Regions from separate parts of the Homo sapiens genome. Here regions 1 and 3 are each linked to region 2. The links are chromatin contacts, found by Hi-C or POLR2A ChIA-PET in ENCODE. All regions are on one chromosome and are shown on one strand. The core of a region is the stretch at or near the end of the contact, and the rest is flanking DNA. Distances in the headings are between cores, read along the strand shown.

Region 1 (4,666 bases), core at 1,660-4,159, 130 kb after region 2:
TCCCGGCTTAGCCTCCTACTGGCTTTGTGACCTCGGATAGGTAATTAGCAATCTAAGACTTGCTTTCCTCATCCAAGCTGTGGGGAACTGCTCTGAGAATCAGTAATGTAAGCAAAACACTGCTTAATCAATGTATGGAAGTTCTACATTAGTTATGACCTATCTTGGCCTGGGGTGGTGGTTCCAAAGAGGAACTTAGAAACAGACTTGGCCATAACCATGCTTCATCAGTAACTAGCTGTGGGAACATGGCTGAGCTATCCAGCCTCTCTGTGCCTCAGTTTCCTCATCTGTAAAATGGAAATCTGTAAGCAGCACCAGCCTCATAGTGTTGCTATGACATGGATTAATGAGATACCCTCTTGAAAAGATCCTGGCCCCTGACACGTGCCCTCCCTGGGACGTGCTTGGATCCACCGTGGATCTGGGAACAAGGCAGGCTCCAGCTGAAGGCCTGTGGACAACCACCGAAGGGTGCAGGGGCAGGACCCTGAAAGCTGCTTCCAACTCAGGATTTCAGTTCTGAGAAAGCAAACCTCATGACCAGTTAAGATGCAGCAGGAACAATTCAGTCAGAAAAGCCACCCCTCAAATCCTCAATTTCTTTCTCTCTACTGCAAAAAAGCCCCTAAATAGCAAATTGTTTTTAAAAATAAAACGGCAATATTAAAGAGGGCATAATTATGTCAACAGCATGAAACTCTGTCTTTTTAGAGTTAGTTGGGGGAGGAATGGTTTGCAAAGCTACCCAGGCCTCTGGCTGGCTTGGCACTGAATCCCGTTATAAAAGCCCTGAAGTGCTAATAGAAGGTTCCACTGTTCCCAGACTTTCTGTTGTCACTTTTTACATATTCACTGCATAGACAAAAAAGCAAGAGCTTAATTTTTTTTGCAAACTTAAAGGAAGAAGTTTAAGAACAATTGGAGTTGAAGGTAGATCATTATATCTCCACGGCCCCAAACTCCACTCTGGGGCACCTGGTTTTTTGTCTCAGTGGCCCCCACGGGGTTGTTGTGTGTGTGGGAGTCATTCAGGCCCCTCCTTGCTGTCAATCTTAGCACAGACCCTCACTCTTGCTTCCTGCCACAGTCTTAGACCTTGCTCTTGGATAACTTACAGGCTCAGGGAATCTCATGACTGCATCCAAAAGACCTCCTGACTGGCTGTGAGTCTTTGCTCAAGGCTCAGCAGTAATCGCCTTGTAAAAATAGCAAATGGGGCACTCTCTTTGTCCTCTTCGAGCCCTCTGCAGCATAAGATGTCCCTGGACAGACGGCCCAGCCTCCAGGGTGCACACACTGACCCACAGTACCCGAGATCCACACCTACCCTGAGACCTTCACACAGAAACCGAGACATCTGAGGGCTTCTGGGCCAGCAGCTCTTGCGACCAGTTTCATCCCAGTGCTTAATTATGATCTAGCATACTTTTTAGTTCAAAAGCTCTTTTAGGATGTAATGTAAAATGGAGTTTTTAGTAACTCTGGTAAATACTCGTGGTAAATGTTTTGGAGAAGCCAGGTTGTAATCACAGGGCCAAGTGGAGGCATTCACAGGGTAAGAGAAATTATCAAAGCAGGCAAAAGGTCCCGAAGACGTGATATGAGGTTGTGCATGTGGATGAAATCCTGTTCTGGGTGACCTACCCTACCCTACCTGGCCTCCGAGGGGCCTTGAGGAGAAAGCAGGAAGACTGCTGTGCCAGGAAGGCAAAGGAAGCCTTAACTCCACGCACATGTCTCTGCCCCTTTGACAGGAGGTGGAGCTATTTCTGGAAGGCAGAAAGCTTGCCCGATGTCACAGAGGTGGAAAGTACTGGAGCCAGGATCTAACCAGGGCTCCCCGCCCTGGCTCTGCTTGCCTTTCTTCTCCACTGCAACCCACTACCCAGCGTGTACCAGGTGGGCTCCAAGGCTTCACACAAAAAGGCTTTTGATTCCATGTGGCCCTGAAGGCCTCAAATTGGGCAGACCCTGAAGCCTGGAGGTTTGGGGTAAATTACATTTACTTCAGACTAGGGCATAACCAACCAGGGTAGGCTAAATTAATCTCACCAAAAAGGAATGTAATTCTGCCATTATTTTTAGTTCTGTTTTAAATTAATGATATTATTTCTTGATATAAGGGATAACTGAAGCACTACACATGATTATATGGCTCTACTCACCATAAAGAGAACACGCATAATAATCCTGTTCAATTATAGTGACTCAAACCTACTTAAAAAAAATGTGCTTAATAGCCTGCATTGTCCCACCTGAAGTGTTTTGTTGTTAGCCTGGGAGCAGTTCAGTGTCCCCCACCACAGCTGAGGCTTGACCCTGAGGCCTGGTCTCAGCTCCCCAGGACGCAGCACACTGCCCAGGGCTATGGAGATGAGACTTGTGGCCTGATTTCAAATACTGGAGGAGCCCCCACTGTCTGAACACAGCAAAGAGTGTGGCGCAGGTTCAAGGGGTGGCATGGGAGCCGGGTGCCCCACCCTTAGTGAGACCAGACCCAGAAGGGTGTGGCCTGATAGCCTTGGTTTCCGTTGCAGGGAGTCCTGAGGTCCTGAGTACCAGGAGCTCAGGGCAGTGCGGATGACTTGGGAGAAGCCTAGCTGGTTGGGCCAGTTGCTAGGGCTGGATGCTGGAGGGAGAACCACAGGGTTGGGGGAGTGTGAGCTGGCAGTCTCCAGGGCTACCTGCTGGGCTAAGCATCCCAGTTGCTCCTCCTACTGAAGAGACTCTGTTGCGCAGGAAAGGCAACTGTGCTGCACACTAGAGGGTTGTCCCAGTGGCCTGAGAGGTGTCCCTAGACCCCCGCCAAGGTTGGTGCTTGTACCTGCCCTGGAGAGCCTGGTCACGGGCTTGCCAGACCCAGCCATACCCAGCTCTGCCGCCCCCAGCCAGGGTGGTGGCAGAGTGCAGGACGGGATCCCTGGGAATCCCGCCCATGGCCAGGGAAACCCTGGTATTTCCCCACATCAACAAAGGCCAAAAATTCCACTGCTATTATTGCAACTGCCTCTCAACTGCAAGCGCCACCTACTGGCCTGTAGGGTGAACTGCATAACTCAAAGTAATTCCTGCTGACAGTATACAGCGGTGGGGGATGAGATAAGCCTCCTGAAACCTCCACCTCCCCATTTCTCTGTAGGAGACAGTGAGTCTGACCACTGGTCCAGCACACTGTTACTACAACCTACAAACAACTAGCATTTGAGAAAACCACTACACTAAAGCTATCTATAACCAAGTAATTCATAAAAGCCTTGGCCCCCTAAAACTACAGAGAAGCCAAGACAAAGGAACTTAACCAACATACAGAACAGTCACATCCTCAAGGTGGGGGAGGGAAGAAAAAATACCAAGCAAATGAAAGTAAATTCAAAAATAAGTAGTGACCGCTTCTACAGATGAGAAGAAACCAACACAAGAACTCCAGCTCCATGAAGAAACAATGTTGTGACATCCACATTAGCCCTCTAGCAATGGCTCCTAACCACAATGAAAACTTTGAAATGACAGATAAAGAATTCAAGATATGAAGTGTAAGGAAGCTCAATGAGAGCCAAGAGAAAGTTGAAAACCAACACAAAAAAACCAGAAGAGTAATTCTGGAGATGAAAGATGAGATAGATATATTAAAAACAAACAAAACAACAACAACAACTTTTGGAAATGAAAAGTTCACTAAAGGAATTTCAAAAAACAGTTGAAAGCTTCAACAATAGAGTAGACCAAGCAGAAGAATTTCAGAGCTTGAAGACTAGTCTTTTGAATTAGCCCAGATAAGAAGAAACAACAATTTTTTAAAAAAGAATAAAGCCTTTGAGAAATGTAAGATTATTTAAACCTAGGACTTATAGGTATTCCTGAGGGAGAAGAAAAAAAATAAGTTTGGAAACATATTTAAGGGAAATAATTCAGGAAAATTTCCCCAAACTTGCTAGAGATGTAGATATGCAGATACAAGAAATTCAGAGAACCCATTAGAGATACTACAGAAGATGCACATTCACCAAAGAATGGTCATCAGATTAATTCAAGGTCAACATGAAAGAACAAATTTCAAAAGCAGTTAGATAGAAGTGTCAAATCACCTATAATGGAAATCCCATTAGACTAACAGTGGACTTCTCAGCAGAAACCTTACAAGTCAGAAGAGACTGGGGGTCTATTTTTAGCCTCCTTTAAGAAAAAAGAAACGTAAGTCAAGAATTTTATATTCTGCCAAACTAAGCTTCAAAAATGAAGGAGAAATAAAGCCTTTCCCAGATAAGCCAATGCTGAGGGAATTTGCCACTACTAGACAAATCCTACAAAAAAATTCTCAAAGGAGTTATAAAAATGGAAACAAAAGGATGATACTCACCATCATAACAGCATACATAAGTAGACAAAGCTCACTGTATAAAGCAATTACACAACTGAGACTACAAATAAACCAGCTAACAACACTATGACAGGAATAACACTTCAAATACCAATATTAATGTTGAACATAAATGGCCTAAATGTTCCATTTAAAAGACATGGACTGGCAAACTGGATAAAAAAACAAGACCCAGCCATCTGCTGCCTACAAGAGACCCACCTAACGGCTAAAGACACCTACAGACTCAAAGTAAATGGGTGGAAAAATATATATCATGCAATGGAAAACAAATGTGAGCAGGAG
Region 2 (4,073 bases), core at 1,540-4,039:
ACCAGGTGAAGTTCTTTACTTTACACCATCTTAGACCATCCCCTGCTTTCTTCATGAACAGGGTTCTGTTTTCCAACCATGCATAGCAGCCTTGTGGGCAGGGGCTGCCTCATTCAGGAGCTGGGAGAGCCACAGATGTAGCATGCTCCCTCAATTTTGACAGATCTGGGCTCAACTCCTGCTTCCAGTTGCTCCCCAGCCAAGGGGCCCTATCTACTTCTCCAAGCCTCACTCTCCTCCCAGGAAGATGGAGATGAAATAGTACCCATAGGCCCAAGGGATGAGCAAGGGAATATTTACAATGTGCTTGCCAGGACCCCAGCACTGAGTAGGGGAGAAATAAATGTGGCTTCCATGGTTGCTGCCTCTCAGCCCTAGGCACCCAGGAGAGTAAGAGTTGAAGGGTGAAGGACCACAGAGAGGGCGCGAGCCACCCTCACCTCACAGGGTGGATACCAGTGTCAGGGTACCGTGGGGTAGGTGTCAGGGTCAGCATATGCATTTGTAGGGATCCATGGATTCACCGTTCACTCACCATCCATGGTGCTCATTGTGCAATGAGGCGTGAGACTCTCAGGGGCACTAATTAGTCACAGTTCCAATCAGGAGGGCTCCACTGTGCTGACCTCATTACCACTGGAAGGCCCCACCTCCAATACCATCACCTTAGGTTAGAATTTCAGCAAATGGGCTTTGCGGGGGACACAAACGTTCAGACTACAGCAAGCTTCAAATTTACACCTATCTTATGATGTGATCTGAGGTTTTTCTCAACCTTACCGCTGATCTGAGCTACAGGCATGGACATCCCATGATTACTGAGTGACTCCTCAGGGAGAAACTCTGCAAATCCTAAGGCCTTGTGCTCTTCCTGGCTCACTGCTGCATCCATCTGGGGTTATGCAAGCACCAGGTGAGACTGATTCTGGGGGAAGTGATGAGCCCCTAAGCCTCGGTTCAGGTCCACACTGCTCTGTGACCTTTGGCCTCCCATGCCCTGGGGTGGATATCCGTGTCCGCAGGACACACTTGACCTTAATCCAACTGAGGGCTTTCATCCTGATGATTAAACTGAGTCAAAGCTTTGAAACGCCTTATGTCTTTTATCAGCTTTGTGGAGGACTGTGTTCTCTCTAAGCTTGCAGTTGGCCTACAACTCCTGCAGAAGGGAACTTACAGACCCCTAAAGGAAGTGGACTCTGAAGGGCTTCTCTGGTTTCCATGGGGATGCATGGAGCTGTGGGCATGCCTCTGCATTCTGCATTCTGCATCTCATATGTGATCCACTAACAGCACACACTGCATAGCACGGCCCATCTAGGAACCAGGCAGACACAGAGACCCTCGGCCAGAGCTTGAGAAGTTGCATGCACCAGGGGCACACCTAGCCCTGAGGCAAGGCTGCCTCAGTGGGGAGGGATGGGACAGGCTCACACCCCTCCAGCTTCCTGCTGTCAGTGACTCTTTCCTTCTGAGACTTCCCAGGAACTTGCGGCAGGCCTGGCTGCCCCTCCAGCTGCACGTCCTCTCTCAGTTATGCTGGCACCTCAGGATGCAGCTTTGGCTGCCTGCCCTGTGCTATTCCCTTCCTCACACCTTGAGATGGCCTCCCCAACTCAGCCCATACCCTCGTCCTCAGTTTCCCCACTTCCCCATCGGCAACCTAACTGACTTCAACTATCCACTTTTTGTATTCCATCTTCTCAGTAAAACCTGCCAGACAACTGATCCATCCAAGCAGACCAATCTGAATACCCTCACTGGCAAATCATTTCAAATGCAATAAAAAGAAAATGTCTTTCCTAAGGCAGCAATTGGAAGAAAACCATCTTCTGATTTGTTTTCTTTGTCAAATGATGGTGGGTGAATAACTTATCTGAATTATGTTAGATTATTCTAATCATATATAGAATAAGGTCAGCTCAGGATCTCAGAACAGTCCCGCTTGGAGTTGGAGAATGCTAAATATCTGGTGATAGGAAAATGGTAGCAGGAGAGGGAAAGTAGGTAAAAGGGTGCTGACTTAATTGTTAAGGTACCACCAACAGTTAGTAATATAACACCATCAATAAAAATGGAAATGTTGGCCGGACACAGTGGGTTACGCCTGTAATTCCATCACACTGGGAGGCTGAGGCGGGCATATCATCTGAGGTCAGGAGTCTGAGACCAGCCTGGCCAATATGGTGAAACCCCATCTCTAATAAAAATACAAAAATTAGCCAGGCATGATGGCATGTGCCTGTGATCCCAGCTACTCAGAAAGCTGAGGCAGGAGAATCACTTGAACCCAGGAGGCAGATGTTGCAGTGAGCTGAGATTGTGCCACTCCAGCCTGGGCCACAGAGCAAGACTCCATCTCAAAAATAAAGAAAAAAAAAGGAATTGTCAAAACTGACCTCCCCTATGCATTCTGCCAATGGATGAAAGGGTTTTGGCATTCACCCATGTCAGCTCCTTCTGCACAACCCCAAAAGCAACCTCAGTGTTTCAAACCAAACAAATCATAAATCAAGCTCTGTGCACAGCCTCCAGCCTCTACAAAGAAGAGGGGGCCCCAGATAGCAGGAAGGCCTGAGCTGGATCCATCCAGGGGACTGTGACTGGCAGGTGACACACGCTGGCTGTCATCTCCATGGTCCAGCGGGCAGCCCACACTTGGCCCAGGGGACAGCAGGCCATGTGGGCTCTATCCAGCAGAAGACCTCGGCCCTTTAAATCCGATAGCCCTAGGGAATTACATCAGCCAGCTACTGGCCAGGACATTCAGTTCTTAGCCTGACATCTGAGTCAGAGGACTCCAAGTTGCTTGGCTGAGCTGATGAAGGTTTGCAGCTGATGAGGCCAATGCTGTGGCTGCAGTCCTGAGTCAGCCAGTTCTATCCCTTCTCCCCAGCCCGGGGCTGTGCACGACCACTTCCCGCCAGTTGTTCTTACAGCTGTGTGCCACAGAGCATAAACGGTGGAGCATAAACCCTGTGAGAGCGGGTAAGTCTATGCCACCCACCTCCCAGTAGTTCCCAGCACTGCATTCCTTGCTGTGCAGCAATGCACTCTACCTTTGGGATGGTGCATTTTCCCTGCATTAATTTATCCTCTGAATAATCGTGTGGGGAAATCTTGTTATTTTATGAGCACAAGTGGGGTTTTTCTCTTCACTTTACAGACAGCATAAATGAAGCTCAGAATGTAAGATTCAGGGGTGGATCCTGGGCTGCACCCTAGCTTCCTTGTCACCAATTTCATGTCTAGCTCACACAAAGGCACCTGCACCTTCAGCACCGGCCTTCCCCAGCTGCTGACCCCAAGAAGGGAGGCCAACGCCCAGGAGAGGAGGGTCCACTCCTCTGAGTATGGACTATGGGTGACTCTTGGGTTAGGAGAGGTGAGAACTGTGCTTGGCTTGTGCAGACTAAGGAGGAAGCCAATTCCCTGGTAGCTGTTGTGGGATCTGGCACAGGCCACAGGTATGTGATCTGAAGGCCCCACTTGGGCAGCTCCACTCACAGCCGAGCGGTCAGAACATTCCCATCCTAGAGGGACAGAGAAAGGGGGAGCCCCCTGAGCCAGTGTCCCTGCCCTACGAGGGTTCTTCTGTCCACAGAAGCAGCTTCAAGACCTGCTGAGTTCCCAGAGCTACATGTCAAAGGTGAAACTCTAGAAACAGAGCTGCTCATTCACATTCACCTTTTGAAAACACAGCATCCTAGTCTCAATGAGAAAACCTAGGATCTCTGAATGAGGAAGGGAGGAGGTGAGAGTGACCAGGAAAACATCTGAAGCACAGATTATTCCTTGGCGAAATCCAGTTTCATTGTGTTGATTTGCTAAACTACCTTCAGCAATTTTCTTAACTGCATTCAGTAATTCCAAAAAAAGGTGAAAAAGGGATATACCAAAGAATTAAATTCAAGTGTGGACAATTCTCATATCAGGTGTATGCACGACCCACATATGAAGGTGGTTACTCTAAGATTTTGAAGAGTTTATTCTCCTCAACAGGGCCAACATAACCTGCAATTTTACATAACTTCTATATTGCTCGGATTTTTTTTCTTACAAATAGTGTGTTG
Region 3 (5,147 bases), core at 851-3,350, 180 kb after region 2:
TCTCTGTATACAGCCTATTTAATGGGTCTGTTTCTCCAGAGAAACAGAGACCTAGGGCTACAACCCAGCACATGGAGATGGGGAGGGGTTGGGGTGGGACGGGGAAAGGGAGCCAGGAGCTAGGGCTGTGCAGCTTCCGGTGCTTCCTAAGGCCTGGCTGCACTCCTGCTCAGGGAAGATTGGTAAAACATTCTTGCATCCATACAATAATTTTGTTGTTGTTGTGCTTAAGCTAATTTGAGTGAGTTTTGTACGTGTAACCCAATACATTCTAATAATATTGACTCCTTTCTTCTGCATTTTTAGATTTTTCGCTTTTTGACATCATGGCAAATAATGATGGAAGCTCACATAATTCGTCCTCTCTTCTGCTCCCAGAATAGCTGCAAGTTACACCCACTTAACACACAGGGTCACAGACAGCAAGACCCTCTTCCTACCAAAGGCTACATTGGTAGGAAGGAAAGCAGAGACCGGCACTTGCAAACTTGCTCACCCTGCCCTGCTCCTAGTAGCTCTGGGCCCAGGGCCCAGGACGTGGGCTTCCTATTTCTTAAGAGTCCTCAACTCTAACATGAGCTTAGCAATAGTGTCCACCCCACCGGGGGGGGGGGGGGGTTGTAAGGACTAGGTTAGTTATTATCTGCTTTATAACACAGCTTGGCACACAGTAAACAGGAAGATGTTATTTATTAGCCCTATTTCATCTATTTCTTACAAAATAACAAAAAGTGATCGTTATTAACCTGGCTTAACAGCTGAGGAAATAGGCCTGGAAGAATTAAATCACCTGCCCAAGGTCACATAAGCGGTATTGAAAATAAGCTTTGCATCCCTCATTCTCTCCTACCAGGTGTGTGCTCCTCACAGAAGCTTCAGAGGGGCACTCTGCCCTCTGGTTAGGAAGGCCTTTGTTTTAAAGGGCTCCCCTCATCTCTCAAGGCTAAAGGGCATAACAAGACAAGACATAAGGAAACAAAACAACAACAATGAGGGAGGGAAGTCCTGGGCAACCACGGTAGTGCAGAGGGGGTATGGAGTGGGCAGGGTCACCCCCGGGGGTAGTGCTTGGGCTTCTGGAGTGGGTGGGACAGTAGGAGCAGGGTTTAGCCAGATCACGCTCAAGATCCTGGTGAAGACAGACAGATAGAAGGGAGGGGTGAGGACAGAAGGGAGGCTGCTGAAATGGCAGCGATGAGATCACTGAGGCCTGGCCAGCACAGCCCTTGCTGGAAGAACAGAGGCCACATTCAAACCAGGGCCAGGGGAGAGGGCAGGGGCTGGGGAGCATCAGGCTGGAAGAGGAAGGTTGCCTTAGAAAAACAGGGGTCAGATGGATCCGAAGATGCGGACTGGGTGAAATCAGCAGCTGAGACGCAGCAAGCAGGGCCCTGTGTGCCCAGGATCTGTGTGGAAGGAGGGAAGAAGAGAGATGTTGCCATGGTTCAGGTTGTGAGTGGTCAAATATTAATCCTGGCCAGATATTAAAAGGACAAAGTGCTGAATCAATAATTAATAATTACTGCATAATCAATAATTAATCACAAGGAAGAACACTCAGAGTCAGCAGGCGAACTCTTGCTCATAGCTGGGGTGAGGTGGGGTGGGGAAGAGTTGGTTGGCAAAAAATCAGGACCCCTGGAGGGGCAGGCATGTACCTGCCTGAGCTACCCGAGGCCCAGAAGGCTTGTGGCCTCAGGGAGAGGAGAGCCTCACTGCCAACTGCTGGAGCGAAAATTGCAGTCCAGAGAACTCTGCCTGCCAAAGACAAGACCTCAGTTCTGTATTTATTGAGACTGCTGCATCCATCTTGAGGAAAAGTTATAGTGGAGACCACGAATCTGGGGCTTCAGGAAAGTTCTAGAACGTATGCATCACGCACCCACTCATCTCCTACACTCCTATTTAGCTGACAGGGAATAGCTGCTTAATTGAAGCTCTGCAAAACAATTAGCACGAGCGCCACTCTTAACTTACCGTATTAACAGCTCAATATTTCTATCTCAGTGGGCCATCTAAAAGTCAATACTGGCCAAAACACAAAGTTCACTGTTAAGTATAGTCAGTCTTGGGTGATGCAGGTTGGTCTCAATGCCACACACGTGCACACGTGCGAACATGTCCACACACATGCACACACTTGCACACACATACACGTGTGCTGTGGGGCCACTCTGCCAATTCAATGCCAGGCTTTTAATCCTGCTTTGGAAATAAAAACAGTGGTACAGTTCCTACTCTGAGACTGTTCTCTTCTAGGAAAATAACATGTTTTCATTCCCTCTGGGGAATTTTCATGTGCAGTTATTTCTCTCTATGCATTCCTAACAGCCCCTTGGCTGTGCTCCCCAGGCAAGCAGCCCCCGGGGTCTCCTGTCCTTTTCCTGCTAAGCCTTCTGTCAGTCAACCAGATCATTCCTGGGTCATAGCTCTGCAATTAGGTCAAATGCAAAGTAATTCTGTCATTATTCAAAGTAAATATAAGGTAACAGATGCCAAAATATAAACACAACACATATCCTCAAAATGCTTTTACTCTCCTCTGAGGTGGATTATTTGTACAACTATTTTCTACTTTAATACATTCAATCATGAATATTTTCAACAAAGCCAGGTCAATCTGGTAACTCAATAGGTTATAATCTTCATAAACTGAATCCAACCACTCTATCTGGATGTTTCAAACCTTCATACTTTCCAGAGCCATTACAGCAAAAATAAAACTTTTTAGAAATTTTAAATGCCATACTTTAGAAACAACTGTAAAATGTCCTGTGGGGTTCATTAGCATTTTATCTGTTTAGATAATAAAATCAATTATGGTTCTCTGACTTGTAAGCTTCACTAAATTCTAACGAAGAGCGACAGTTAAATCTTCCAAACAGGGGTTTTAAAGGTTTGATTCAAAAGAAGACAATTTTTCATATTCTACACCATTTTTTTTTTAATTACTACATTAAGATACGACTGAAATCACACTGAGTTCTTACAAGCATCCCTATGGCGTTTATTCTGTCAGCTGGTCTACCTCAGTAAGGACTCTGTGTGCCACCTCTGTGGGTGTGGTCAACTGCAAAATTCTTGTCTGGTCCCATGAATCCAAGTGGATCAATAATCACCCATTTGTGAAAGGCCTTCTGCCACGTAACAGAAGTGGGAGAAACAAGTAAACAAATGCTTCTCGCAGTGAATATTCAGATTGTCTATTTAATGTTAACTTGACGCCAAAATATTTTCCATGGGGCTGCCCCACTGGGAGGAATAGTGAAAGGTGAAGAAAAAAATAATTTTATATATAAAATTTCACTTCAGACGGATTTATAAGAATGTATTTTCTGCACAAATATAGGTCAAACAACATGGCTGTCAATCATGTTATTAATAGTTATTTTCCTTCTTTAAATAACCCAGTCCAAAACTGGGTATTAACTTTGCCCCAAATATTTGAGTAGCTTGTCTGATCTCAAATTCACATCTCATCTAGTTTCACTGTCATTAGCAAACTGAGGCTGGCTTAGTTTTAAAATAGATATAAACTCAGCGAAACACATTTGCATCGGGCTTATAAATCATCACGAGTAAATGTCTTCCATGCAGCAGGCTAGGTGTGCTGACTAGGAAAAGGCAAAGAGGACAGAGAAACTCCGGGGACAGAGGATTTAACTTCTAGCACCATCTCACCACCTTCACCAATACATTTCTTAGTTTACAGCACCATCTAGTGTCTTCTTTACATTGTTTAGGGATTAAAGATGACACTGGATTCACTTTACTAAATGATTTGGCAACATAAGGACATGTTATTTGCACCATGTGTTTAGGACGTGTCCATTACGATCCCTTCTTCACAGACCTACACAAGCTTCCATCAGTGTGCGATGCCTTCAGAGCTTTCTCCACTACCCCCTTCCCCCATTTTCATATGGAAGATATACCCTGTTAAGTCATAAACAGCTGGGGTGGGGGTATATCATTAAGTCAAAGCAGATTCAGTCCCTAAGAAACAGATAAATGGCACTTTACATGAAAAGTCTCTAACACATGTGCAAAAGCCAAAGTCCTTACACATTTCTATCTAGAAAAGAAGTGAAGGTCAGGCTGCAAAAGTGTTTTCCACTAGACCATGTTCACTTGGCAAGCAATTTCTGTTAACTTCTAACCAATTAAAACTTTGTGCAAATATAACTTAACCTTCTACTGAAACAGCTTTCTGAACAACAATTTATCTTCTATTCTCATGTATTCTAGTCACATGCACTTAATTTCCCATATATAGAGTTTGGACATAAGTAAGTAGAATAAGAAAACCAGGTATTATATGGTTAGAGTATTCTTCTCTATCATATTTATGGTATTTAAAGATATTCAGCAAACACAAAAGCAAACCACCTAACCACAACTCCAAATAAAAATACAAATGGAATCAATGCTTTATTTCACGGGTTCCTACACACAGGCAGGATTTGAGGCAGAAAATAAAATCCCTAGAATTAGTCTGTCCAGCAAATGCATATAAATATCCTTGTACCTAGAAAGAGCTACACAGTCATAACTCTTGGCTTTCAGTGTTTATAAGAGAAACTTCCTTCTCCCAACCTTTGTTGAAAATGGCATCCTCTCCTCTCTACCCAGCTCACAAAAGACAAGGGGAACCACCATTTTCAGTCTCTAGTAATTGAGAAAACACATATCAACAAACTGATGAATTTAACAATTTGTAAGAATATACGTTTTTTGGTTTTTCATTATGTACAGACACATCTGCAAAAGAGTCGTGGCCTATGCTAATGGGCAGTGGCAGGGCTCCAATCAGTGCTGGTGCCTATGGAGACTCAGAAGTCTCCACTCCGACTCCCAGGACCCACAGGCCACATGGGCAGAATCGCCATCCAAAGCATATTCAAAGTTTGTGATGACATAAAATGGGACAAAAATAAACATATATCCTGGGCATAACATAGTTAGACAAAGCTAAAATCACAAGGATCCTCTCAGTCTGCTGAGGCTACACTCACTTGTTCCTGATTACTATTTACAGGTGGTTTCTTAATTATTTTTCTTAGAATGTTTTTTTTCTTCTCCTAAGACAAATGCAGGCTAGTGTATCCAGGAAGGCTGCATGCATATTTAATCCTATATCCAATTCC

What was found. Hi-C counts contacts between places; a loop is a spot of excess contacts on that map. ChIA-PET counts read pairs that join two places held with the same protein, here RNA polymerase II (POLR2A). Pooled maps may share reads with other maps.
Region 1: a map of gastrocnemius medialis shows a loop between it and region 2 (6-fold over the local background). The contact joins two enhancer-like sites. A Hi-C loop is called at or near these places in 1 of 168 maps with a recorded cell type or tissue (gastrocnemius medialis) and 3 of 50 pooled maps. POLR2A ChIA-PET finds 5 or more read pairs at or near these places in 1 of 52 experiments (RWPE1).
Region 3: a map of gastrocnemius medialis shows a loop between it and region 2 (4-fold over the local background). The contact joins two enhancer-like sites. A Hi-C loop is called at or near these places in 4 of 168 maps with a recorded cell type or tissue (Right ventricle myocardium inferior, gastrocnemius medialis and prostate gland) and 4 of 50 pooled maps. POLR2A ChIA-PET finds 5 or more read pairs at or near these places in 3 of 52 experiments (K562, SK-N-SH and activated CD8-positive, alpha-beta memory T cell).

What each region holds. Positions count from the first base shown.
Region 1 is chr7:50,630,067-50,634,732 of GRCh38, forward strand. The region is part of intron 7 of GRB10 (growth factor receptor bound protein 10); the gene reads right to left. Among named protein-coding and RNA genes, the nearest start is that of DDC, 67 kb to the left of the region's middle. Within about 2 kb of position 2,910, at least 3 of the 41 ENCODE cell types and tissues checked have a DNase peak (open chromatin) inside an H3K27ac peak, as active enhancers do; they include gastrocnemius medialis, where a contact is called at or near this core.
Region 2 is chr7:50,499,707-50,503,779 of GRCh38, forward strand. The region is part of intron 7 of DDC (dopa decarboxylase); the gene reads right to left. Among named protein-coding and RNA genes, the nearest start is that of DDC-AS1, 30 kb to the right of the region's middle. RefSeq lists enhancers at 2,175-2,676, 2,645-2,939, 2,677-3,176. Within about 2 kb of position 2,790, at least 16 of the 41 ENCODE cell types and tissues checked have a DNase peak (open chromatin) inside an H3K27ac peak, as active enhancers do; they include gastrocnemius medialis, where a contact is called at or near this core.
Region 3 is chr7:50,675,733-50,680,879 of GRCh38, forward strand. The region is part of intron 5 of GRB10 (growth factor receptor bound protein 10); the gene reads right to left. Among named protein-coding and RNA genes, the nearest start is that of GRB10, 100 kb to the right of the region's middle. Within about 2 kb of position 2,101, at least 5 of the 41 ENCODE cell types and tissues checked have a DNase peak (open chromatin) inside an H3K27ac peak, as active enhancers do; they include gastrocnemius medialis, where a contact is called at or near this core.